2 separate regions of the Homo sapiens genome follow, and region 2 is linked to region 1. A link is a contact called in ENCODE Hi-C or POLR2A ChIA-PET data. All regions are on one chromosome and are shown on one strand. The core of a region is the stretch at or near the end of the contact, and the rest is flanking DNA. Distances in the headings are between cores, read along the strand shown. Region 1 holds the start of CTXN1 (cortexin 1). Region 2 overlaps ANGPTL6 (angiopoietin like 6).

Evidence for each region. Hi-C counts contacts between places; a loop is a spot of excess contacts on that map. ChIA-PET counts read pairs that join two places held with the same protein, here RNA polymerase II (POLR2A). Pooled maps may share reads with other maps.
Region 2: a loop to region 1 is called in a pooled map, with 6 times the contacts of the local background. The contact joins the enhancer-like site here to the promoter of CTXN1 in region 1. A Hi-C loop is called at or near these places in 5 of 50 pooled maps. POLR2A ChIA-PET finds 5 or more read pairs at or near these places in 4 of 52 experiments (AG04450, HepG2, PC-3 and 1 more).

The regions. Positions count from the first base shown.
Region 1 is chr19:7,924,843-7,927,542 of GRCh38, forward strand. CTXN1 (cortexin 1) reads right to left here and starts at 1,293. Exons shown (of 2, transcript NM_206833.4): 1 at 1,125-1,293; 2 at 1-716. The coding sequence starts at 696. The coding sequence ends at 448. TIMM44 (translocase of inner mitochondrial membrane 44) reads right to left here. Exons shown (of 13, transcript NM_006351.4): 13 at 1,876-2,464. The coding sequence ends at 2,345. It overlaps LOC124904629 (a long non-coding RNA gene), which reads left to right and starts at 563. Exons shown (of 2, transcript XR_007067120.1): 1 at 563-994; 2 at 1,731-1,968. RefSeq lists silencers at 588-677, 1,208-1,477 and an enhancer at 1,974-2,700.
Region 2 is chr19:10,094,807-10,097,506 of GRCh38, forward strand. It overlaps ANGPTL6 (angiopoietin like 6), which reads right to left. Exons shown (of 6, transcript NM_031917.3): 2 at 1,176-1,767; 3 at 1-132. The coding sequence starts at 1,757. Among named protein-coding and RNA genes, the nearest start is that of ANGPTL6, 6.5 kb to the right of the region's middle. RefSeq lists silencers at 1,260-1,399, 1,460-1,519. Within about 2 kb of position 1,290, at least 18 of the 41 ENCODE cell types and tissues checked have a DNase peak (open chromatin) inside an H3K27ac peak, as active enhancers do.

The sequences.
Region 1 (2,700 bases), core at 43-2,542:
CCAGAGCCCAAGGACGGGCTCAACACTCAGTCAAGGTGGGGTTGACGACGGCCAGACAACAGGGGAGGGAGGAGGGACAAGGGGGTCCCCACTTCCAGGGACGCACAATAGCAGAGCCACTTACACGCTGGGGAGGGGGCGGTGCGGGGGTCCTCCTCCCGCCCGGGATTCAGAGTCGGGGGTGGGGGCCAGCCGGGCGGGTGAGATGCGCAGAGAGGAAGGGACAGGGCGGATAAAGGCACGAGGTGGGGCTCCGGCCAGGCCAGGAAGGGACATGGGAGGGGTCTCGAGGGGGAGGGGCTGGGCTTCTCCCAACTCCCTCCCCCTCTCCCCCGGGCTGGGGGCTCCGGGGCGGGATCCTGAGCGCAGTCCTGGCCCCGCGGCGCCCCCCGCCGGGCCGGCCCTCTGAGACCCCGGCGCAGGGCCGGCTAGGGGGCGCCGCGCCCCTCACACCAACGCGTAGTCGAACTGCCCGCGCTCGAGCGCCTCCTTGTGGTCGGTCCAGGACGAGGCGGGCATGCGGCTGTAGGGGTCGAGCAGGATGCGCACGCAGCGCACCATCAACAGCACCAGCACCACGAGCAGGCAGAGCACGAAGGCGAACACCGTGCGCTGCTCCGCGTCCAGGCCCGCGCCCACCGGGGGCCCCGTCGACGGCGGCAGGGGCTCCGGCGACAGCGTCCACGTCGCGCTCATGGCTCACATCGCCGCGCGCCCTGCGGAGGAGGGGACCCGCCCCGGGCGCCGGGGATGAGGCTGCGCCCTCCCTCCCGCGCCTCCTCCGCTTCGCCCCCTCCTGCCGCCGCCGCCGCCGCCTCCCTTAACGTGCCCGACCCCATCCCCCGCCCGCGCCTCGGTCCCCGGGCTACGCCCATGCCCGGCCCGCCGGATCGCCGCCACCACCACGCGGGGACCCAACTCTGGCCGTGCGCGCAGGTGGGGGCGCTGAGAGCCGGGAAACGGAGCCGCGCCCGGCCTGGGCCGCACACAACAGGTGCGAAAGCGCGGCCGCGGCCCGGGCGCGCGGCGTGGGGACGGTCCCCGCGGCCCCTGCCCCCGCTCCCTTTGTTCTCGGCGGCCTGGGACCCCCTCCCCCACCGCCCCCGCCCCGGCGCGCCCCTCACCCTGGCTTCGACCCGGACGGGGACCGACCGCCCGGCGGCCGCGCTCTCTCAGGGACCCGCGCCGGCTGCGCGTTCGGCCTCTCCCCGGCGGCGGCGGCGGCGGCCCGGGCTCCGGCTCAGCCCACCCCACCCGCCCCTGGAGCGGCGGAGACCGAGGCAGGCAAGCAGCGCGCGAGCCGGGCCGCCGCGGCTGTTCCTATGGCGACGGGGGCGGGGCCGCCGCGGGGGGCGGGGCTGCAGGGGGCGGAGGCTGCGCAGGGAGCGGCGCGCGAGCCAGCGACCCCGCCCGGGCCTGCGGGAGGACGGAACCCCAGCCCCGAGGACCCGCGAGCACCCACGACCTCGCCGGGGAGTGGGCAGCTGCCACTCCCACCTCCCCTGGCACTTCGGGCCCCCCAGCCTGCCCTGTGCCTGCATTCTCCTCCGCGATAGACCCCACTCGAGACTCCCTGTTTGTGGGGGGACCTCAGTGGCCCTAAAACACTCATATGGGCACTCAAGCTCCCCCGGCCCTGGGGACCTCAATTCTCAGAGAGCTCAGGCAGGTCACTGGGATGAGTAAGTCCCCCTAGTTTTGTCTGTCACTGGCCTCGTCTTCCAACTCAGGGTCCAGCCCTGGGCAAGGCGTCCACCCACTGCGGCTGCAGTTCCTCACTCGACCTTGACCGCCTCCCACAGCAGCCGCCTGCTCCCACCCCCACCATCGCCTCGGCCACTCCCGCGCCAGAGAAGACACTTCAGACTCCGTAGCTGCTCTTCTGCAATTCGGTGTTTTATTCTTTCCAAATCTCAGGCTTATGCACAAGATGGAAGAGCACTGTTAAAATTAAAAAATGGACCTAAAGTGGCTTGGCTGACGTGGCTAGCGGGCCACTGAGCCGCGGGTCCCGGGTCCCACCCTGCTGTGGGGGGAGTCCCTGGGCCCTGGGGCCTCTTGGCACTGTGTGACCTGTGTGCACCCCAGGTGACCAGGCGCCGGGACCCCTGCAGGGCAGAGCAACAGGGCAGGGGTTGGCCCTGCGGGGGAGTGTCTCCAGCTGCCGCGCACCCGCAACAGCCCGTTGTCCCCTCCCGGGCCAGCTGGTCTTGCAGCCGTCCTGGCAGAGCTGGGGGCAGAGCCCGCAGTCTTGTTCCCAGAGGTCTGGAGTTGCCGCAGGTGGTGTTGCGGTGCCTCTGTGCCTGATGACCCAGGCCGGGGCTACCTGGCTCCGGCACCACACTCAGAGAATCTGCTCGGTGCTGGAGGCCGAGATGTCCAGGAGCCGCCAGGCCGCGTAGGGGTTGAGCTCGTCCTGGTCTCGGCAGAGCGCCCACACGTACAGCATCCGCAGCACCTTGTCCTGCAGGGTGGGGTGGGAAGGGCACTGTTGAGAGGGTTGAGGTGACCCAGGCAGCTCTGGGGGGGGGCCAGGCTCTGTGGGGCAGGAGCCACCGGCAACTTCCCCAGGGGCTGGGAGCAGAGGCCAGCACAATTGCCTAGACTCAGGAACCACTCAGCCTTGGTAAAAACAGACAGGTCTGCTGGTCTCCGACCTCCCTCAACCCCAAACTCTGGCCCAGAGGTTTCTCCACATCC
Region 2 (2,700 bases), core at 40-2,539, 2.2 Mb after region 1:
CATGGGCTCCTGCTGTCTCTGGGTCTGGTCTCTCTGGGGCTCTGGGGCTGGGTCCAGCATCCTACTGGTGTCACTGGTGCTACCCACAAGACGGACCGGAACCACAGGCACCAGTGGGGGTGGCGGCAGGACCTGGGGTGACGGAGAAAGTCAGGTGTAATTGCACTAACCCTCAGGCCAGGAGGCCTGGTCTCAGGGGCAGAAATGGTGGATAAATCTCCCAGCTCCCAAATGACCTGGACATCTGGCAGTGGGGGTGTCCCAGCCCTAGGAATGATCCTCCCCAAAAGCTAAACAACTTGGCTTTAAAGTGCAGACAGGCTGGGCGCTATGGCCCGTGCCTGTAATCCCAGCACTTTGGGAGGCCGAGGCGGGCGGATCACCTGAGGTCAGGAGTTCGAGACCAGCCTGACCAACATGGTGAAACCTCCGTCTCTACTAAAAATACAAAAAAAATTAACTGAGTGTGTTGGCTCACGCCTGTAATGCCAGCTACTCGGAAGGTTGAGGTAGGAGGATCGCTTGAACCTGGGAGGTGGAGGTTGCAGTGAGCCAAGATTGCACCACTGCACTCCAGCCTGGGAGACAGAGCGAGACTCCATCTCAAAAATAAAATTAAAAAAATAAAGTGCAGACAGAGCTGGGCTTAAATACCGGCTCTTGGTGCTCATGGTTTAATTGATCTGTGCCCCAGCCTCCTCTGTAGAGTAGGGATAATAACAACACATCCAACAGTATCTAACTTACTGACTCCTCTCACCAACCCTGTAACGTAGGGACTGTCACAGAGCAACATTCTCTTATCCCAAACCCAGACCAGGACACGTTCCAGAATTCAGAATAACACGGCTGGATTTAGACACAGTGACACAGGGAGGGTTATGTATATGCATGTGTGTATAGAATATACATAACACTCCTAAAGGGGTTTTTGGTCTTTACGTGATAATGATATGTTTAATTATAGGATCCTATGACTATTCACATTAAGTGGTTAAGTGAAGGCTATAAATAGCCACCAGTCACTTTTTGACCCAAATAAGTTACCAGAAGGGGCGAGTAGGAATCCGGTTTTCAGGGTTTTGCGGATTTCAGAACTGTGGATAAGAGATCGTGGGGTTGCAAAACCCCCATTTCACAGACGATGCTGCTCTCCGGGGAGGCTGCGAGGTTACCTGCTGCTGCCCGCCCGCGCCTCCCGGGCACAGGCGCTCCAGGCGGGCGATGAGACTGCTCTGCTGGGTGACGAGCTGCGCCAGCTCGCGGAACTTGACGTCCAGCTGGTGGAACCGGGCGGCTGCGCGCTGAGCCTCGGCGGACGCGTTGAGCACGCGCTCCCCGAGCAGCGCCAGCGCCGCGGCAGGCTCCGCCCCCAGATCCGCCCCCGGGCCCGCCCCGGGCCCCGCCTCGTGCTGCAGCTGCGCGCGCAACTGGCCCAGGCGCGCGCTCAGGCCGCGGCTCTCCTTGCGCAGCGCGCGCACCTCGCCGGCCACGGCGCCGTCGGCCGCCGCCAGCCTCTGCAGCTCGCGTAACAGCTCCTCGTGGCGGCCGACGCGCATGCGCAGCGCCGCCAGCTCGCTGGCGTTGGCGGCCTCGGGCGTCGCCCGCGTGGATGCGGGGCCGCTCCAGCACACAGCGCCCGTGAACTTCTGCGGGGGCAGCACGAAGGTGTAGGTGCAGCGCGGGGCGCCCGCCCGCGCCCACGACGCGCCCAGCAGGAGCAGCAGCTGTAGCGCACGCAGCCAGGGCTTCCCCATCGCGGCGGACCTGCAGGCAGAGGAGGAACGGAAGGAAGACGGGGTGCTGGGGCCCAGCGAGACCCCTCCGCTTCCACGCGGGGATGCGCGCGTCTACACCCGCGATGTCCCGGGCCCATAATTTCAGTCCCCATCTCATTCCCCCCACGGCTGGAGGGCCCCAGGGTGATCCCACTCTGGCTTCAACACCGAGCTCTTGGCGCCAGGCCGGATAACGCATCTCAAGCATTCATTCATTCGACAAGCGAGGCCGGGCGCCGTAGCTCACGCCTGCAAGCTCAGCACTTTGGGAGGCCGAGGCGAGAGGATCGCTTGAGACCAGGAGTTCGAGACCAGCCTGGGCAACATGGGGAGACCCCTGTCTCTACAAAAAAAAAAAAAAAAAATTAGACAGACGTGGTGGTGCACACCTCTGGTCCCAGCTATTCGGGAGGCTGAGGCAGGAGGATCACTTGAGCCCAGGAGTTCAAGGCTTCAGTGAGCCATGATCGCTCCCCTGCACTCCAGCCCGGGCAACAAAGTGATAGCCCATCTCAAAAATAAATAAATAAATAAAAACAAGGCTTATGGGGCCGTTCAGGCCGGTAATTCCAGCACTTTGGGAGGCCGAGGTGGGCTGATCACTTGAGCCTAGGAGTTGGAGACCAGCCTAGACAACACAGAGAGACCCTGTCTATACAAAAAATACAAAAATTAGCTGGGCATGGTGGCAAGGGCTTGTCATCCCAAGATCGCCTGAGCCCAGCAGTTCCAGGCTGCAGTGAGCTGCGATCACGCCACTGCACTCAAGCCTGGGCGACAGAGCAAGACTCTGTCTCAAAAGAAAAAAAAAAAAAAGCAGTCACTAGGCACAAATGTGTGCCAGCCCCCTTTCTAGGCACTGGGAATACATTTAGGAACAAAACAGACAAAAATCCCTCCCCTAGTGGGCAAAAAAATAAAT